2 separate regions of the Homo sapiens genome follow, and region 2 is linked to region 1. Evidence: read pairs that join two places in POLR2A ChIA-PET (ENCODE). Cell type or tissue: OCI-LY7. All regions are shown on one strand. Each heading gives the region's core, and the rest is flanking DNA. Links, peaks and the distances in the headings are about the cores only. Region 1 overlaps KIF11 (kinesin family member 11). Region 2 has its middle 18 kb from the start of EXOC6.

Evidence for each region. Peaks named below come from ENCODE experiments on the same cell type or tissue, not always from the same donor. Only the 100,000 strongest peaks of a DNase experiment are listed, where the experiment ranks them.
Region 2: POLR2A ChIA-PET joins it to region 1 with 6 read pairs; 3 of 35 experiments call an interaction of 5 or more read pairs at or near these places.

What each region holds. Positions count from the first base shown.
Region 1 is chr10:92,626,466-92,631,849 of GRCh38, reverse strand. KIF11 (kinesin family member 11) reads right to left here. Exons shown (of 22, transcript NM_004523.4): 11 at 2,955-3,042; 12 at 1,486-1,674. Among named protein-coding and RNA genes, the nearest start is that of KIF11, 36 kb to the right of the region's middle. In OCI-LY7, for the core only: CTCF peaks have their summits at 3,306 and 3,506; no DNase peak of the experiment used is centred there.
Region 2 is chr10:92,828,074-92,833,457 of GRCh38, reverse strand. It overlaps a transcript of EXOC6 not described here. Among named protein-coding and RNA genes, the nearest start is that of EXOC6, 18 kb to the left of the region's middle. In OCI-LY7, for the core only: no CTCF peak of the experiment used is centred there; a DNase peak (open chromatin) is centred at 2,367.

The sequences.
Region 1 (5,384 bases), core at 151-5,150:
TACAAAATTAGCTGGGTGTGGTGGCAGGCGCTTGTAATCCCAGCTACTTGGGAGGCTGAGGCGGGAGAATCGCTTGAACCCGGGAGGCAAAGGTTACAGTGAACTGAGATGATGCCACTGCACTCCAGCCTGGGCTACAAAGCAAGAGTCTGTCTCAAAAAAAAAAAGTACAACTAATAAAAAATTAAAGGCCGGGCGCGGTGGCTCACGCCTGTAATCCCAGCACTTTGGGAGGCCGAGGTGGGTGGATCATGAGGTCAGGAGATCGAGACCATCCTGGCTAACAAGGTGAAACCCCGTCTCTACTAAAAATACAAAAAATTAGCCGGGCGCGGTGGCGGGCGCCTGTAGTCCCAGCTACTCGGGAGGCTGAGGCAGGAGAATGGCGTGAACCCGGGAAGCGGAGCTTGCAGTGAGCCGAGATTGCGCCACTGCAGTCCGCAGTCCGGCCTGGGCGACAGAGCGAGACTCCGTCTCAAAAAAAAAAAAAAAAAATTAAATACTTTCAACATCTTTCATCATCAGAACATACTAAATTCTTTTTTTTTTTTTTTCTGAAACAGAGTCTTGCTCTGTTACCCAGGCTGGAGTGCAGTGGCATGATCTCGGTTCACTGCAACCTCTGCCTCCTGGGTTCAAGTGATTCTCTTGCCTCAGCCTCCTGAGTAGATGGGATTATAGGCATGTGCCACCACGCCTGGCTAATTTTTGTATTTTTTTTTTTTTAGTAGAGATGGGGTTTTACCATGTTGGTCAGGCTGGTCTCGAACTCCTAACCTCAAGCAATCCACCCACCTCGGCCTCCCAAAGTGCTGGGATTACAGGCGTGAGCCACCATGCCTGGACAGAACATACTAAATTCTTAATGACTAATTAGGTTCAATCATCCCCACAAAGAAAAAGCATCACAGCATCACTATTCTAAATGTCTACAAAATATATTATAAAGTTATGTTCTATTTTCTTTTTTTTTTTTTTTTTTGAGACGGAGTTTCGCTCTTGTTGCCCAGGCTGGAGTGCAATGGTGTGATTTCGGCTCACCGCAACCTCTGCCTCCCGGGTTCAAGTGATTCTTCCACCTCAGCCTTCCCGAGTAGCTGGGATTACAGGCATGCGCCACCACGCCCGGCTAATTTTGTATTTTTAGTAGAGACAGGTTTCTCCATGTTGGTCAGGCTGGTCTCGAACACCTGACCTCAGGTCATCCACCCACCTTGGCCTCCCAAAATGCTGGGATTATAGGCGTGAGCCACCACTCCCAGCTAAGTTATGTTCTATTTTCAAAACTCCAGGAGCAGGAGTAGTTTTTTCATAAGTCGACATCTCCAGTGAGAAAAACATGGATGAAATAGTAAAATAATGTTTTTTAAATGGACAGAAATACCATTTGGGGTGAATAAACAGAATATTTAATGCTTAAGCACAGAAAATTTTTTCTACCCATTCTCTACTTAATATGAGTACAAATCAACACAAGGGACAAACCTTGCTGGCAGCATCATGAAGTTTCTCCTCAGTACTTTCCAAAGCTGATGTGATATATTCTTCTTTAACAAGTTGTAATTTAGTTTCTTGCAAATGTTTTTGAGTGGTTTCAAGTTCTTGTGTTTTATTTTGCAGGTCAGATTTACACTGGTCAAGTTCATTTTTATTATCCATAAACAACTCTGTAACCTAAATATAAGAATTTAAAAAACGCTGAGCTGGCTGGTAGGATATCTAGCTAGTTCATAAGATTAGAAAAATGAAACAAATTATTTCCATGCAAAAGTTGTAAGAAGTTACCCGGTAGGTTAACACAAATATGTCATCCTGTTTCTTTCTGTAATCTTACTCAACACTTTGAGATTAAATAATAGGTCTGGTGTAGTACTATTAATTCTTCAGTTTCCTTCAACATTGTCAATGGATTTGAATATAACAGTGTTAATGTGGCCTGGCAAGGTGGTTCACACCTGTAACCCCAGCACTCTGGGAGGCCAAGGCAGGAGATCACTTGAGCCCCATAGTTTGAGACCAGCCTGGGCAACATAGCGAGACTGACTCCATCTCTACAAAAAAATAAAATAATTAGCCGGGCATGGTAGTGCATGCCTGAAGTCCAGCTACTCAGGAGGCTGAGGCAGGAGAGTTGCTTGAGACCAGAAGTTTGAGGCTGCAGTAAGATATGATTACACCACTGCACTGTAGCCTGGGCATCAAGCAAGACCCTGTCTCTAAAAAATAATTAAAAATAAATAAATAAAGGTATTAATATGAGGGTGGCCCTGAAAGGTCAGGCCTCTTGCCTACCCTAGTTATATTACTTTTATTTAACATCCAGTCTCTCCCAATATCTGTATTCCTTCATCTGATAAACATGTTAACAAAACTGCTTCAGCATTCACTATTTTGTAGTTTCAATAACAAAATCAAACAATTCAGTTAATTTCTTGTAATGTTTTATTAATATAAGCTGTCAGCTTTTTTGATGTGATTAATGATAGTAAAAAATCATGATATAACTTACTTTCAGTATAAGGGTCAGCAAAATAAAATCTTTTTTTTTTTTCCAAAAAAATCTGAAGGAGCTGGGTGCAGTGGCTCACGCCTGTCATCCCAGCATTTTGGGAGGCTGAGATGGGCAGATCATGAGGTCAGGAGTTCAAGACCAGCCTGGCCAGCATGGTGAAACCCTGTCTCTACTAAAAATACAAAAAAAATTAGCCAGGCATGGTGGTGCACACCTGTAATCCCAGCTACTCGGGAGGCTGAGGCAGGAGAATCGCTTGACCCTGGGAGGCAGAGGTTACAGTGAGCCGAGATCACGCTATTGCACTCCAGCCTGGGTGACAGAGCGAGACTCCGTCTAAAAAAAAAAAATCTTGAAGGAAAAAATATTAGATCTTTCATTCTAAAATTTTCTTTCAATATTTGCTTTTCACATAACAGTAAATATCATTTTAAGTGCTTACCCTATTCAGCTCCTCCTCAACAGCACCAATTTTTTCAATCAATTCTACAATCTGCTCTTCTTGAACAGTTAATTTTCCACTCATGACTCTAAAATAAAGTTTAATATGAGTTTAACAGTTAATATTTTTTTCTAACTCCTATAAAATGTATTCTAACACAATTGTGACAGCTACACAAACTCATTTCCAACATTTATCACCATCACTTGATACCCAAGTGTCACTTGATACCTGTGTCAATAAGCAATAAATACAAATTACAAAGAACAAATTATATTCCTTGTCTTTGTTTTATAAATGAAATATTTTTCCCTTGCCCTCAATTCTGAAACTAAGAATCCCTACCTATGAGGGGAAAAGCATGTGTGTTCCAGATTTGAGAAGCTAGAAAGCTAACAGAGGACGGACTATAACTCAAAGTAGAGAGAGGAGGGAATGCAACCTAAGTGTCTATAATCAGGGATACAGAATATAAATATGCCCCACAGAATGCTGGAAAAATGTGGGACTTGAAGGCATCAGGTATCTTAGAAGGAAGGGGTAAGATTAGGGGTTAAAAACTGAGACTTAAAGTATGTATACAGAGCAATTACACCCCCTGCTGCTGCAACACGCACAAACACCACTCTCACCCCACCGCATAACCCTCATGAGAACAAAGGATTACTCTCTAGAGCAGAGTTTCTCAGCCTCAGCACTAGTGGATCAAATAATTCTTCATTGTGGGGATGTCCTGTACATTTTAGGATGTTCAGTACCATCCAAGTCATGATGATAAAAAATGTCACTGGACTCTGCCAAATGTCCTCTGGGGGACAAAACCACCCACCACCACCAGTCCCCCAACACCACTTCCATTGACAGCCACTAGTCTATAGGAATTGCAGCAGAATTTCCAGGTTCACTTTCACTAGACATCATGGACTGTAGAAGGTTTAGGGACTAGAAATGAGCATTTAAGTGTAAATCTACATACAAAATGATGGAATCCTCAGCCCCCTATACCCACTCTAATCAAAAAATAGCAGCAGCTAGAAAAATCTCCAAGCAAACTGGGCAAATCTTCTCAGAAAAGACTGAGGGCTAGAACAAAAGAAAAAAAATCCAACAAAGAATGATATCTGATGGAAGCCCAGACTTAAGACTGAGATCACCACTTTTTCATCTATAGTGAACTTACAGGTCCATAATCCTCACCCATGTACAAAGCTTCTAATCCATCTTAATTGCCAGCCAAAAATCACTAGACATTTGAAGAAAATAAATACAAATGACAGATATCACAACAGGGAAAAAAAAGATCCCAAAGGAAAGAAAAACATAAAAGAAAACTTTAATAACATTAATAATGTTTCTGAGATAAGGAATAGATCTATAAAATAAAAGGATGCTATATTTTTCAAAAGGAGAGACAGGGATGGCAGAAAAGAGTTTTTAGAAACTAAAAATTTCTAAATTCAACAAAAATATCAGAAGATGAAGTCAAAGTCAAAAGAAGTCATAAAAAGTAAAATAGAGAATGCTTTTCTCAAGCGCAAAGCTCACAGGTCTTCCAAACCCACTTTAATGGGTCTCTGATTTCTTGAGTATTAGTCAGTTTCAGAAATGAATGCCTGTATTTGCTCATCTAATTCTTTGATAACAACCAACAATTTTCTATTTCACATTATGCTTAAATGACAAAGATTCTTCCGTGAATACAAATTCCCTTAACGTATTAGCTAGAGATATTGTTGACTAAAGGAAAAGCTAGAAAAGAGCTGTAAGAGAAGAGTTAATTCTAATAGTCTTTTGATGAAATATATTAGCTTTTTATTAAAAATGGATCTTCTACAGCCAGGCGCGGTGGCTCACGCCTGTAATCCTAGCACTTTGGGAGGCCGAGGCGGGAAGATCACGAAGTCAGCAGATCAAGACCATCCTGGCTAACATGGTGAAACCCTGTCTCTACTAAAATACAAAAACAAAATTAGCAGGGCGTGGTGGCGGGCACCTGTAGTCCCAGCTACTCAGGAGGCTGAGGCGAGAGAATGGCGTGAACCCAGGAGGCGGAGCTTGCAGTGAGCCAAGATGGCGCCACTGCACTCCAGCCTGGGTGACAGAGTGAGACTCTGTCTCAAAAATAAAAATAAAAATAAAATAAAATAAATAGAAATAGATCTTTTATGTAAAACGGGATTATTTGAAATGCTTTTTTATAGTGAATGCCAAGGGGTAATACAACATTGTTACTGTATGGATGAGATGATTTTGATATGGTTTTAAAATGTCTATTAAGCTTGGCTTAAATAAAGCATTATCCTGTTTTAAATGTTGGCTGTAGTTTTTGTGATTCTTCTCTGACTGACACTGTACTAATTCCAAAAGCGTTTTCAGACAAAACTATCTCAGATTATGCCTCATGTGTATTAGAGAACAAACACCTAGGTT
Region 2 (5,384 bases), core at 333-5,332, 200 kb before region 1:
AGCTAAAATAACAGCATGTGAGTTCTGAGCCTGGACTTTCTAAAGCCTCTAAGGCATTTTTCTGTTTGTCCTCTTGCACCTCTGCCATCACCTAAGAAAAGCATTCCCTGAGAGCTACATGAGATAGAGTCATCCCCACTGGTCCACAGACCTTCAGGGGAAAGTATATATTTTCATCTAGCTGCAGCAGCCTGAAACAGAACTGCCTATTCAAATCCACTCTGATGAGCCAAGCCCCAACTGAACCACAGACACAAGAGCAATACTAAATGACTGTTGTTTTCAGCCACAGACTGATGGGTTATACAGCAATGGCAAACCAATGCAGCATTCTTCACTTCAACCCCACCAATAGCCCCCAACCCTCAGCCCTAGTTTTGCTCCATGGCAGGATGGAACAAATGCAGCACCAATATGGCTCACACCATTTCCCAATAAGATGAGTAAGTCCTTTGAGACTTGACAAAAAATAATAATTTTCAATCTATCTTAAAGTTCTTGGCACAGTGGCTCACACCCGTAATCCCACCACTTTGGGAATCCGAGGCGGGTGGATCACTTGAGGCCAGGAGTTCGAGACTAGCCTGGCCAACAGGGCGAGACCCTGTCTCTACTAAAAATACAAAAATTAGCTGGGCTTGGTGGCATATGCCTGTAGTCCCAGCTACTTGGGAAGCTGAGGCCCAAGAATCACTTGAGCCCGGGAGGTAGAGGTTGCAGTGAGCCAAGATCGGGCCACTGAACTCCAGCCAAAAAAAAAAAAAAGTTCTTTATGTGCAAGGTTTTAAACTTATACCAAATTATAAGATTATATGTGTGCAGAATGTCTATCTGATTCATATCTGTATTCCCCATAATGCTTAAGAGTGTACACCTTGTAGGCCGGGTGCTGTGGCTCACACCTGTAATCCCAGCACTTTGGGAGGCTGAGGTGGGTGGATCACCTGAGGTCGGAAGTTCATGACAGGCCTGGCCAACATGGTGAAACACCATCTCTACTAAAAATTAAAAAATTAGCCGGCTGTGGTGGCGGACGCCTGTAATTCCAGCTACTCCAGAGCCTGAGGCAGGCGAATCGCTTGAACCCGGGAGGCGGAGGTTGCAGTGAGTCGAGATTGCACCACTGCATTCCTGCCTGGGTGACAAGAGCAAAACTCCGTCTCAAAAAAAAAGAGTATACACCTTGTATACAGTTATAGTAGATACTCAAGAAATGCTTATCCAATGAATGAATGATTGTGAAAGCTACTAGCTGAGTTACCTCTGCCTTGTAAGGAAATGGTGCAAATTATGCAAAAATCTGACAATTCTAGATTGTGTTTGTCAGAACCTGAAAATACATAAATACATGATGAGAAATCACTCTTAAAAGAGCCATCAGCATCACTATATTACATTGAAGAGAAGAAAATTCATAAATAATGCCACATATTCATGAACACATACATCTGTGATGACTGATCCAGTTCTAAATATCACATGGTTTTAAAAATTCATTCTTCTCTCCACACAGCACAAATTTTAATTTTGAAAATTTTCAAACTTATAGAAGAATTACAGGAAGAATATAATGTGAACAAAAATATACCCTTCATCTGATTCACCAACTGTTAATATTTTGCCACATTTACTCTCTTTCTCTCTCTCTTTATTCAAGGAGATTTTAGAATGTAGGCATATGCTCCTAATATTGGAGAGAAAATATATTAATTTAAATAGAATAGGCTGGGCGCGGTGGGTCACACCTGTAGTCCCAGCACTTTGGGAGGCCGAGGCAGGCGGATCACCTGAGGTCAGGAGTTGAAGACCAACCTGGCTGGCATGGTGAAACCCCATCTCTACTAAAAATACAAAAAATTAGCCAGGCATGGTGGCACGCACCTGTAGTCCCAGCTATTCGGGAGGCTGAGGCAGGAGAATTGCTTGAACCCGGCAGGTGGAGGTTGCAGTGAGCCGAGATCACGCCATTGTACTCCAGCCTGAGTGACAGAGTGAGACTCCAACTCGAAAAATAAAAATAAAAAAAAAATAGAATATAGTATAGAAGAATACTATACTCTAAAGTAGTTTAATTAACAAACCACTATTGCTTTGACTTACTGTCACTGCATGACCCCGCTCCTCCTACACAGCACATTCATCCTCTTCCGGTACAGCCGGCTCAGCCTGGAGATTCAAGGTCTTCTGTCCTGGTGGCCCAGTTGCTTCCCTCTGCTCCTCAGCTCTCCCCACCCTCCCTCTACTCCCACCCCACTGTCTTCTGCTCCTCTCAGTCCTGCTAAGTGCAGTTTCTGTCTGCCTCTTACTTTCTTCTACACCGTAGGAGACACGGGCAACAACTTCCTGTTTCCACTGGCTAAACCAGCATCTTCCTTTTATTCAAAACTTTCCTTGAGTGCCATTTCCTGCCGGAAGTTCGCACAGATTAAATGAACAGGAGAGGCTCTCCTCCCAAAAGTAACAGAGAAAACAATCTCCCCTGTCTCATAGTGCTAACAACAAATTCATCAAATGAGGAAAAGAAAAGGAGGAAGTGGAAAGTTTTGAAACAGCCATATTCCAAGATGCCCATAAAAAAGAATGGCGTGTGTGACTGGAATGTTCCCAGTCTGGACCCTTAACCTCTCCTCCCACCTGCAGCTCAAACTCTTTGACTACTTCCTAGGATTAAGTCTGACCACTGACAAGAGAAGTTTAAGTGACCCTAGGCTAGTGGTTCTCAACTGGGTGATCTTGTGGGTCCCCTGCTCGAGGGAAATGTCGGGAGACATATTTGATTGTCACCGTGGGAGGTGGGTGGTGCTACTGATATCTAGTGAGAATGGGCCAGGGATACTGCTAAACAACCTACAATGCACAGCACAAACCCCCACCTGACCCGCAACACACATACACATGAATTATCCAGCCTGAAATGCCAGTAGTGCCCAGGCTGAGAAATCCTGCCCCAAGCTGATCTTTGGGACACACCATCAGGCTGTGTGTGAAGTTGATATAGTCCTGTTCCTTGGGGCCCTTTTCTGGGCCTTTTTCTTTTTTCTCTATAACTGAGTCACTGTCCCATTAGTCTGCTAGGAACCCCTGTCCCTCTAGAACTGGAAATTAACCTTTTTTTAAGTAAGTTTATTCTTCAAATAAAACTGCATCAGTCGCTCACCTTTCTCACTCCATCACCAGGACTAGATTCCCAGGCTCCTTGCTCTGTACTGGAAACACTAGTAGGAAGCATTATGTTTGTTACGAGAAAGGGGTCCCAAGAGAGGGTTCTTGGATCTCGCACAAGAAGAAATTTGAGGCAAATCCATAAAGTGAAAGAAAATTTATAAAGCAAATAAAGGAATAAAGAATGGCTACTCCATAGGCAGAGCAGTGGCATGGGTGCTCAGCTGCTTATACTTATTGTTACTTCTTGATTATTTGCTAAACAAGGGGTGGATTATTCATGAGATTTCTGGGAAAGGGGTGGGTGATTCCCAGAATTGAGGGTTCCTCCCCTTTTTAGACCATATAGGGTAACTTTCTGACATTGCCATGGCATTTGTAAATTGTCATGGTGCTGGTGGGAGTGTCTTTTAGCATGCTAATGCATTATAATGAGCAGTGAGGATGATCAGAAGTCACTCTCATCACCTTCTTGGTTTCGGTGGGATTTGGCTGGCTTCTTCACCACAGTCTGTTTTATCAGCAAGGTCTTTGTGACCTGTATCTTGTGCCAATTTCCTATCTCATCCTGTGACAGAATGCCTAACCTCCTGGGAATGCAGCCCAGTAGGTATCAGCCTCATTTTACCCAGCCCTTATTCAAGATGGAGTCACTCTGATTCAAATGCTTCTGACATGTTCATGTGTTTCATTGGCACAGGTGCCCCCTCTACAATTCACAGTCTCTAGGAAACATATCTGGGAAACTGGGGACAAGGCAGGGGTGCCCCAGAAGGTAGTGAAGTGGTGTTGTTGTCTGGCGTTGTTGTCCGAGGTTCATTGCCTCATGCCAAGGAAATCAAGGACATGGACACGTATGGAGTGAGGTTAAGAGCAGAGGCTTAATAGGCAAAAGAAAGAGAAAGGAGAACAGCTTCCTCTCCTGAGAGAGAGAGGGGCGCCCGAATGGGACTTCCAGCCTGTGGGGAGTGCATCGGATTTTATAGACAGGCTTGAGGAGGTGGTGTCTGATTTGCATAGGGCGCACAGATTGGCTGGACCAGTTGTGACGTTTACATAGTGCATGAAGAAGCTGGCCACCCTACCCTAATCTTATCATGCAAATGGGCTTACCACTTGGCCAGCCCCATGTTGTCTGCTCCCTATGGCACATGTGGTTGGAAAGGAAAAGGGAAGATGGAGCAGTCATTTTGAACATGCTTAGTCCCAGGTGGCCTTTCCCTATTGGCACAGCTGCCAGCATTCTACCCGCGCAAGCTTCTAGCCTGCCTTTCTACATCTGTAACTCGATTTTACAGGCTCCTCTTTGTTAGAAAAGAAAATGATTTGGAGGCTGCTTTTCATTAAAAGGAAAAGTTTACGGAGGACTTCCTTACTCTATCTGCCGAAATAATTTCTTCTTAACTCCTCTATCAGTAGAAGAATACCAGATGAAAGTGGCCCACCCCTGGCAAATATCACCTGGTGTTTAATCCTGCTCAGTCTTGGCGGAGTTGGAGTTTTCCCTCCTATCCTTAACCCACTACTTCTTGTGCATTTTGAAGGGTCCACAAAAAAAAAAAAAATACACACACACACACACACACACACACACACACACACACAGACACACAAAACTCAGCAACCTAGAAATAGAAGTCTATTAAAAAAAAAAAAAAAACTGGCGGGGCACAGTGGCTCACACCTGTAATCCTAGCACCCTGGGAGGCTGAGGCTGGCAGATCACCTGAGGTCAGGAATTTGAGGCCAGCCTGGCCAACATAGTGAAACCCTGTCTCTACTAAAAATACAAAAATTAGCCAGGTGTGGTGGCACACATCTGTAGTCTCAGCTACTTGGGAGGCTGAGGCAGGAGAATCACTTGAGCCCGGGAGGCCGAGGTTGCAGTGAGCCAAGATCGCACCACTGCATTCCAGCCTGGGTGACAGAGCAAGACTCATTAAAACAAGCAAACAAAGAAAACACTAATATCTTGTTTGCTGACTAAATGCCAAACATTGACCACCTCATCTCAGGAAAACAACAATCACTAGCTCTATTCAAAATTGTCCTGGAAATCTAGCCAGTGTAATAAGTCAAGATAGGGAAATAAAAGACGTAAAGATTGGTAAGAAAGAAGAAAAATTGATATTTGCGGAATACATGATTGTATATGTAGAAAATCTAGAGAGATCAACAAACAGAGTTAATGAGTGAATCTAGCAAGCACTCTAGACCAAAAA